2 separate regions of the Homo sapiens genome follow, and region 1 is linked to region 2. Evidence: chromatin contacts called from ENCODE Hi-C data. All regions are on one chromosome and are shown on one strand. Each heading gives the region's core, a stretch centred on a gene start or an enhancer-like site at or near the end of the contact. The rest is flanking DNA. Distances are from core to core; before and after follow the strand shown.

Region 1 (5,003 bases), core at 485-2,984, 260 kb after region 2:
CAATAAAATAAGTAGAAATAAATACAACAAAAAAGTATGCAATATCTCTTCCGAGAAATTTGTAAACTACTATTGAAAGAAATCAAAGATGACCTAGATCAATGGATAGACCTTCCTTGTTGATGGATTAGAAGTTTCAATATAAAGACTTGAATTCTTCTTACTTAATATAGAAAGTTAACAAGTTTTCAGTCAAAATAACATGTTTGATGAGGAACCTGATCTACTTATAATAAAATGTATGTATGTGGAGGTACAAAATACTCCTGAAGAACTGTTGGCACTTACCCTACAGACATTAAGAAATAGAAAGACAGGGTCGGGCACGGTGGCTTACGCCTGTAATCCCAACACTTTGGGAGGCCGAGGCGGGCGGTTCACCAGGTCAGGAGATCGAGACCATCCTGGCTGACACGGTGAAACCCCGTCTCTACTAAAAATACAAAAAATAGCCGGGCGTGGTGGCAGGCACCTGTGGTCCCAGCTACTCAGGAGGCTGAGGCAGGAGAATGGCATGAACCCGGGAGGTGGAGCTTGCAGTGAGCAGAGATCGTGCCACTGCACTCCAGCCTGGGCGACAGAGCGAGACTCCGTCGCAAAAAAAAAGACAGTAATATTGGTGTAGTGGTAAATAAATTAAACCAATAAATAGAATAGAAAGCCCCAAAATACACCCTTATGAATGAGGTGTGTTCTTGGCCATTATGAATAATGCTGCTATAAACGTGGGTGGTCAAATATCTTTTTGAGAGCCTGTTTTCCATTCTTTTAGATATATACCCAGAAGTGGGATTGCTAGACCATGTGATAATACCAATTTTAATTTTTTGAACCACTGCCATACTGGTTTTCATAGCTGCTGCACCGTTTTATAGTCTCACTAACAGTGCACAGGTGGGCCAGGTGTGCTGGTTTTCATGCCTGTAATCCCAGCACTTTGGGAGGCTGAGGTGGATGGATCACCTGAATTCAGGAGGTCAGGACCAGCCTGGCTACATGGTGAAACCCTGTGTCTATTAAAAATACAAAAGAATTAGCTGGGTGTGTTGAGTCCCAGCTACTTGGGAGACTAAGGCAGGAGAATCGCTTGAACCCAGGAGGTGGAGGTTGCAGTGAGCCGAGATCTCGCCAGTGCACTCCAGCCTGGGCAACAGAGCAAGACTCTGTCTCAAAAAAAAAAAAAAAAAAAAAAAAAAAAAGAATTCACAACACAATGACTGTGTTAACAATGTTGTTGAAGTTCATCCTAAGTTTGGTAATTGGGGTGGCCATTTGTGTTAACTAATTGCCTTTATCCAAATGAAAAATAAAAATTCTTATATCCTTTTGGCAAGCAGGCAGTTTTAGCTTATAAGCAGGTGCCTAAGGAAATAGAAGTGTGCTACTGATGCAGGTAAGTGCCATCATTGGGGATTCACCCAGGAAAGAATTCAACTGGTGGTGCTACACAAGGATCTTTCATTCACTCAGAGTTGCTTTTTCCAGAGTACAGCTAAAACCTATGCAGTGTGCCCAGAATCAGCATTTTGTGCTGTTGGCTAGCTATAGTTATACTCACTTTTAATTACATGCAAATTAAGGGGTGTGCCATGCAGAACTTTCTAGAAAGGAGGCTATAACTTCCAGGTGATTGTTGTGGAAGTGAATGGTAACTTTCATGTTGTTGCCATGGTACTTATCAACTGTCATGGCTCTGGTAGGAGTGTCTTACCCTAACAAGCAAGGAGAGCAACTAGAGATGGCTTTTGGTGCCATCTGCTGGTTCCCGGTGGCTTCTTCACTTTATCCTGTTGGGACCAGGAAACAAAGTAAGTCCTACCCAGTCTCCTACCTCACTATGGTCTGAAGGTTGTATGTTGTGTGTGTCCTGCCTCCACACCACCACTCCGCAAAGCCAAATGCTTAAATCCTAACCGCAGAAGTGATGAAATTAGGATATGAGGCCTTAGGGAGGTGATTAGATCATGAGGGCGGGGCCTTCGTTAATGGATTTACTAGCAAGTTTGTCCAAGTCGCCTTATTTTGTTGTTGTTGTCTTGTTTTGTTTTGTTTTAGACTTGTAGCAGCCTGAAGCCATGGTTTTTAGTTTCTGTTTCTAGTGATAAGTGGAAAAGAGGGATGAGGAAGAGGCTTTGCAGGCCCAACCAGAAACAAAAACTAACAACCCATAACTGTATTCTTGAACACCCCTGTATGGGATTGGCCGTGGAGACTTTCTCACCCCTTCTATCATGTGATTATGAGGTATGAGGTAGGAAATGTCTTTGTGTTTAAGGAGGGACTGTTCTGAACGTCCATGCTGATTCCCACTGAAGACGTTAAACTCTAGAGTCTGTGGGAAAAGGAAGAAGCTTAATTGAATGTCTTTCTTTTTTCTTTCTTTTTTTTTTTTTTTTTTTTGAAGCTGAGTCTCACTCTGTTGCCCAGGCTGGAGTGCAGTGGCGCGATCTCGGCTCACTGCAACCTCCACCTCCGGGTTCAAGTGATTCTCCTTCCTCAGCCTCCCGAGTAGCTGGGATTACAGGTGCATGCCACCACACCTGGCTAATTTTTTATTTTTAGTAGAGATGGAGTTTCACCATGTTGGCCAGGCTGGTCTCAAACTCCTGACCTCATGTGATCTGCCCGTCTCAGCCTCCCAAAGTGCTGGGATTACAGGGGTGAGCCACCGCGCACGACCTGAATGTCTTTTTTTTTTTTTTTTTGAGACGGAGTCTCACTCTGTCACCCAGGCTGGAGTGCAGTGGCGCGATATCGGCTCACTGCAACCTCCGCCTCCCAGGTTCAAGCGATTCTCCTGCCTGAGCCTCCCGAGTAGCTGGGACTACATGCACCTGCCACCACGCCCAGCTAATCTTTTGTGTTTTGTTTTTAGTAGAGACGGGGTTTCACTGTGTTAGCCAGGATGGTCTCGATCTGCTCACCTCGTGATCCACCCGCCTCGGTCTCCCAAAGTGCTGGGATTACAGGCGTGAGCCACCGCGCCTAGCTGAATGTCTTTCTTACGAGCCCTGGGTACTGGGCTTGAAACCACCTTTGCAAAAATTATAACTGAGAAACTGATTACAGGGAAAGAGATCTGACCAAACTAACTGCATCTTGCTTCTAACCTCCACACTGTCCTTGTTCATTCCTGGACATAGGCCAAACTAAGTTTGGGATGAACTTAGTTTATAGTTTAACTTTGAAACAAAAACAACAATAATGCTTTCCCAAAACAAACCTCCTTTTCCCTGGAGACTAGACTGCCTTTGCAGGACTAACACATTAGCCACAGATAAGGAATTATGGTTTAGGAGTCATGCAGCTGGTGGGTGCAATATTCTGGACCTCCCCAAATTGCTCCTGGGGATAAAATCACTATCGTAAAACCTAGAATCAGTGCTTGAGATATTTTGCAGACCCTGTGTTTCAGTGCACAAGTTGAGGCCACCTAGATGGATAAACCGGCTCATCTGGTCTTGTGGTTCCCACCCAGGAACTGACTCAGAGCAACAGGACAGGTTCCACTCCCTGTGATTTCATCTCAGACTCAACCAATCAGCACTTCCCACTTTCAGACCCCCTATTATCCTTAAAATTATCTCAAATTATCCTTAAAAACCACGATCTCAGGCCAGGTGCGGTGGATCACGCCTGTAATCCCAGCACATTGGGAGGCCAAGGCAGGTGGATCACCTGAGGTCAGGAGTTCAAGACCAGCCTGGCCAACATGGTGAAACCCCGTCTCTACTAAAAAAAACAAATAGAAAAATTAGCCAGGCGTGGTGGCGGCCACCTGTAATCCCAGCTACTCGGGAGGCTGAGGCAGGAGAATCTCTTAAACCCAGGAGGAAGAGGTTACAGTGAGCTGAGGTGGCGCCATTACACTCTAGCTTGGGTGACAAGAGCGAAACTCTGTCTCAAAACAAACAAACAAACCCCCTGATCCCAGAGTTTTCAGGGAGACTGATCTGAATAATAGTAAAATTTTGGTCTCCTGTACGGCTAGCTGGCTCTGCATGAATGAAACTCTTTCTTTATTGCAATTTCCTGTATTGGTAAATCAGCTCTAGGCAGTTAGGCGGTTACAAGCTTGGTAACTCATGCCTATAATCCCACACTTTGGGAGCCCACGGCAGGAGGATCGATTGAGGCCAGGAGTTAGAGCCAAGCTTGGGCAACATAGTGACATCCCATCTCTACAAAAAGAAAAAAAAATAGCTGACTGTGGTGGTGGGCGCCTGTAGTCCCAGCTACTGAGGAGGCTGAGGTGGAAGAATCACCTGAGTCCAGGAGTTCCATGCTGCGGTGAGCTATGATTGTGCCATTGCACACCAGTCTGGGTGACAGAGTGAGACTGTCTCTAAAAAAAAGGAAAAAAAAAGAAAGAAAATCCATCAGCAGATAGCTCTTGGATCTACCTTCACTTTAGCCTCAGACCATGCCACAACCCCTCTGTTCTCCCCTGCTACCAACTTTCCAAACCACTTTCTTCTCATCGGGATTATTGCCTTAACTTTCCAATTACGCTCCCTGATTCTACCTTTGATTCCCAAGAGTTGTACAAATGACAGACAGATATTCTTAAAATATATATCAGATAATATTGCTCCAGTAGCTCAGACCCTTCTATGACTTTGCATTGCACTCATAGTAAAACCCAAAATGTTTAGTTGTTCTCATGGCCCCATATGATCTGACTGATAATTGACTTCCTTCCTGCTAGTCTCCATCCTACCCAACTCACTTAAACCATTTCAGACACAGGGCTTCTGCTGTTACAGAAGCATTGTCCTGCCTTCCTGCCTCAGGGCCCTTGCACTTGCTGTTCTGTCTTTCCTCAGAAATTGACAGACATCCCCTAAATTCCTTCAGTCATTTCCTGGAGATGAAGTGGAAATACTGTGTGTAGATGACTCTGAGTCCCAGTTTTCTCATCTGTCAAACTGTTGTTCCATCCCCATCCCAGCTTGGAAAAGGCTTTTTTTTTTTTTTTTTTTTTTTTTTGCTGGCCCCTTGCT
Region 2 (4,818 bases), core at 464-2,963:
AGACCGGCCTAACCAACACGGTGAAACTCCATCTCTACTAAAAATACAAAAATTAGCCGGGCGTGGTGTGCGGCTGTAATCCCAGCTACTCAGGAGGCTGAGGCAGGAGAATCGCTTGATCCTGGGAAATGGAAGTTGCAGGGAGCTGAGATCACACCACTGCACTCCAGCCTAGGTGACAGAGCAAGACTCTGTCTCAAAAAAAAAATAATAATAATAATAATGACAATCATTAATTAATCAAACATGAAACAGTGGCTCAAACAATCACCTACAGAATGGGAGTCAAATGATGATAAACAGTGAAAGTTCCGCAGTTCATTATCCATGAACCAAATTCACAAAAACTCTATAGGCCTCCTTCTACCAATAAGACTAAAACCCTAAAGTCACAAAAACCACAGTTCTGGACTCCTGGTATAGATCACACCTACTCCCAGGGGTCTCAAACTAGGGGTCCTAGGGCTGACTAGGCCCACAAATATTCAGTTTGGTGGCATCTGTATAGAATATTTAACTCTTTTTTTTTTTTTTTTTTTGGAGAGATGGAGTCTTGCTATGTTGCCCAGGCTGGTCTTAAACTCCTGGGCTCAAGAGATCTTCCTGCCTCAGCCTCTCAAAGTGCTGGGATCACAGGTGTGAGCCACTGTACCCAGCCAGCTTTTTTTTTTTTTCATTGATATACAATCAATGTAGCTTAAAATGCACACATCCTTCGTTTCTCTTTTTTTTCTTTTGAGACGGAGGCTCACTCTGTCTCCCAGGCTGGAGTGCAGTGGCACGATCTCAGCTCACTGCAACGTCCGCCTCCTGGGTTCAAGTGATTCTCCTGCCTTAGTCTCCCAAATAGCTGAGATTCCAAGACCCCACCACCACGCTCGGCTAATTTTTTTTCTATTTTTAGTAGAGACGGGGTTTCACCATCTTAGCCAGGCTGGTTTCAAACTCCTTAATCCAACCATCCTGTTCATTGTAAATTTGATTATTGTGATACTAGAATAATAAAGCCTTCATCCTTTCCCTCTGGAGGTCTGATTAAGAAGCTCTCTTGGGATGTACAGGCCTAGGAACTCCATTCGAAGATAATGAATTATTATTCTTAGTATTCTTTAGCAGAAAGACTTGCGGTCTACAAACGTTTATATTCACATACACAAATACGCACACCCTATAAACCTAAAAAGCATCTTTATCTTTCGCCATGAAAGTAATGGTCAAAAATAAAACACAACACAATAAGACGAAACCAAACTTACAGATGAAACATTCGTTTGCATAAGAGAAGACAGAAAAGGCCCCCTAGAACCAACTTTCACCCAGTGCTCACCGGAACACTCAGAAATCGCCAGGTCCCTGAACCGGGAAGATCCTGGGGACGGAGCCAACGCGGATGCAAAAGGCAGCAATTATTTTCCTGCCGGAAAAAAATTCACAAACGCTGCTTTGGAGGCCTTTGGAGAGGGGCGCACAGATGAAAACACCCTGCGGACACCGTAACTATAAACCCGACTCCTCCCGAGGAGCGACGGTCCGAGCGGACGCTAGCGGGCCCAGCAGACACGAGCAGAGCGGGCCAGGCCTCTCTAACGTCCGGGCCAAACCCGTCCTTCACCCCAAAACCAGTTCATCTCCTCGGAACTCACCCAGGCCAGTGAGGCCTTAACTCTGAAAGGCAAAAAGACTCTCAGGCGCTCACAGCCGGCGTCACAAAAGGAACGGCGCACCGCTGACGTCATTTACGCTCTCCGCCTCGGGCCAGGCGGGGTTTCGGGACTAGGGTTTCTGCCGTGTAATACCTCCTCGAGGCAGAAAAATTCTACTTTCCATCTGCTTGGCTGCGGAGGACCTTGGGGTGGGCTCAGCGTGGGGGCTGCAGGCAGAAATGGGTCCAGAAGGCAAGGTCGAGGTTAGAGCCAAGCCTGTGGGCAGGGCTACGGGCAGGGGGCGGGGAGGAATGTGGGTCCAGGCCCAGAGGAAAAGGTTGAAGTTATAGCCAGGCCTGTGGGCGAGGCCGCAGCAGGGCGGCCATAGGGGAAGGAGCCAATGTGTTATGCATGTAGAAAATAGGTAACTACGTCTTTTGCTCTGTTACTATTTCAACATTTGATGTAAAAAACATTTTCTATGCAGCTAAAAGAATTGTTTTTAAAAATAATTTCTAGGTTTTCTGCCTTGCTTTAAAACATCTTTTCTTTTTTTTTGAGACAAAATCTCACTCTGTCACCAAGGCTGGAGTTCAGTGGAGCCATCTCAGCTCACTGCAACCTCCACCTCCCAGGTTCAAGCGATTCTCCTGCCTCATCCTCCCAAGTAGCTGGAATTACAGGTGCATGCTGCCACACCCTGCTAATTTTTGTATTTTTAGTAGAGGCAGGGTTTTGCCATGCTGGCCAGGCTGGTCTTGAACTACTTGTCAGGCCTCTGAGCCCAAGTTAAATCATCATAAACCCTGTCACCTGCACGTATACATCCAGATGGCCTGGAGCAACTGAAGAACCACAAAAGAAGTGAAACAGCCAGTTCCTGCCTTAACTGATGACGTTCCACCATTGTGATTTGTTGCTGCCCCACCCCAACTGATCTCTTGACCTTGTGACATTCTTCTTCTGGACGAGTCTCAGGAGTTCCCCACCGAGCACCTTGTGACCCCCGGCCCTGCCAGCAAAAGATAACCACCTTTAACTTTCCACTACCTACCCAAATCCTATAAAACTGCCCCACCCCTATCTCCCTTTGCTGACCCCTTTCTCGGACTCAGCCCACTTGCACCCAAGTGAATAAACAGCCTTGTTGCTAACACAAAGCCTATTGGTGGTCTCTTCACATGGATGTGTGTAACATTTGGTTCCGAAACCTGGGACAGGGGGACTCCCTTGGGAGACTGGCCCCGTCCTCACCCTCACTCCGTGAGGAGCTCCACCTACTACCTCGGGTCCTCAGACTAGCCCAAGGAACATCTCACCAATTTCAAATTGGGTAAGCAGTCTCTTCACTCTCTTCTCCAGCCTCTCTCACTACCCTTCCATCTCTCTGTCCTTCCAATTCCAGTTCTTTTTCCTCTCCAGTAGAGACAAAGGAGACACATTTTATCTGTGGACCCAAAACTCCAGCTCCAGTCACGGACTCAGGAAGACAGTCTTTCCTTGGTGGCTAATCACTGTAGGGATACCTGCCTGATTATTCACCTACATTCCATTGGTGTCTGATCACTGTGGGGATGCCTGCCTTGATCATTCACCCACATTCCCTTGGTGGCAAGTCAATTGCAGGGCTGCCTGCTTTGGCTGCTTACCCACATTACAGCCCAGGGCTGCTCACCCCCACCCCACTCCACTGCCTTCTCCATGTCTCTACCTTTCTCTTTAAACTTACCTCCTTCACTATGGGCAATCTTCTGCCCTCCATTCCCTGTTCTTCTCCCTTAGCCTGTGTTCTCAAGAACTTAAAACCTATTCAACTCACACCTGACCTAAAACCTAAATACCTTATTTTCTTCTGCAACACCACTTGGCCCCAGTACAAACTTGACAATGGTTCTAAATGGCCAGAAAATGGCACTTTTGATTTCTCCATCCTACAAGATCTAGATAATTTTTGTCATAAAATGGGCAAATGGTCTGAGATGCCTGACATCCAGGCATTCTTTACACATTGGTCCGTCCCTAGTCTTTGCTCCCAATGTGACTCATCCCAAATCTTTCTTGTTTCTTTCTTGTCCTTTGAATCCTCCTTTTCTATGGACCCATCTGACCTCTCCCCTCCCCCTCAGGCTGCTCCTCGCCAAGCTGAGCCAGGTCCTAACGTATCCAGAATTGGTGGGTTCTTGGTCTCACTGACTTCAAGAATGAAGCCGTGGACCCTCGCGGTGAGTGTTACAGTTCTTAAAGGCGGCGTGTCTGGAGTTTGTTCCTTCTGATGTTCGGATGTGTTCAGAGTTTCTTCCTTCTGGTGGGTTTGTGGTCTCGCTGGCTCAGGAGTGAAGCTACAGACCTTTGCGGTGAGTGTTACAGCTCTTAAAGGCAGCATGGACCCAAAGAGTAAGCAGTAGCAAGATTTATTGCAAAGAGCAAAAGAACAAAGCTTCCACAGCGTGGAAGGGGACCCAAGGGGGTTGCCACTGCTGGCTCAGTAGCCTGCTTTTATTCTCTTATCTGGCCCTACCCACATCCTGCTGATTGGTAGAGCCGAGTGGTCTGTTTTGACAGGGTGCTGATTGGTGTGTTTACAAACCTTGAGCTAGATACAGAGTGCCAATTGGTGTTTCCACAATCCCTGAGCTAGACATAAAGGTTCTCCACATCCCCACCAGACTCAGGAGCCCAGCTGGCTTCACCCAGTGGATCCCGCACTGGGGCTGCAGGTGGAGCTGCCTGCCAGTCCCGCGCCATGTGCCCGCACTCCTCAGCCCTTGGGTGGTTGATGGGACTGGGCACCATGGAGCAGGGGGGAGCTCTCATCAGGGAGGCTCGAGCTGCACAGGAGCCCATGGAGGGGGTGGGAGGCTCAGGCATGGCGGGCTGCCAGTCTTGAGCCCTGCCCTGTGGGAAGGCAGCTAAGGCCTGGCGAGAAATCAAGCGCAGCACCAGTGGGCTGGCACTGCTAGGGGACCCAGTACACCCTGTGCAGCTGCTGGCCTGGGTGCTAAGCCCCTCATTGCCTGGGGCCAGCAGGGCCGGCCAGCTGCTTCGAGTGCAGCCGCCAAGCCCACGCCCACCTGGAACTCCAGCTGGCCCGCAAGCACCATGCACAGCCCCAGTTCCCGCTCGCGCCTCTCCCTCCACACCTCCCTGCAAGCTGAGGGAGCTGGCTCCAGCCTTG

What was found. Hi-C counts contacts between places; a loop is a spot of excess contacts on that map. Pooled maps may share reads with other maps.
Region 1: a map of sigmoid colon shows a loop between it and region 2 (4-fold over the local background). The contact joins the enhancer-like site here to the promoter of ZNF426 in region 2. A Hi-C loop is called at or near these places in 7 of 168 maps with a recorded cell type or tissue (CD4-positive, alpha-beta T cell, CD8-positive, alpha-beta T cell, ascending aorta and 3 more), 12 of 37 single-sample maps with no recorded cell type and 25 of 50 pooled maps.

Annotation. Positions count from the first base shown.
Region 1 is chr19:9,794,602-9,799,604 of GRCh38, forward strand. The region is part of intron 2 of LOC124904635 (a long non-coding RNA gene); the gene reads left to right. Among named protein-coding and RNA genes, the nearest start is that of FBXL12, 22 kb to the right of the region's middle. RefSeq lists a silencer at 1,672-1,861. Within about 2 kb of position 1,735, at least 3 of the 41 ENCODE cell types and tissues checked have a DNase peak (open chromatin) inside an H3K27ac peak, as active enhancers do; they include CD8-positive, alpha-beta T cell and sigmoid colon, where a contact is called at or near this core.
Region 2 is chr19:9,536,932-9,541,749 of GRCh38, forward strand. It overlaps ZNF426 (zinc finger protein 426), which reads right to left and starts at 1,714. Exons shown (of 8, transcript NM_024106.3): 1 at 1,644-1,714; 2 at 1,328-1,414. It overlaps ZNF426-DT (ZNF426 divergent transcript), which reads left to right and starts at 1,735. Exons shown (of 2, transcript NR_134921.1): 1 at 1,735-2,067; 2 at 2,475-2,799. RefSeq lists enhancers at 1,020-1,755, 1,762-1,811, 2,012-2,081, 2,736-3,935.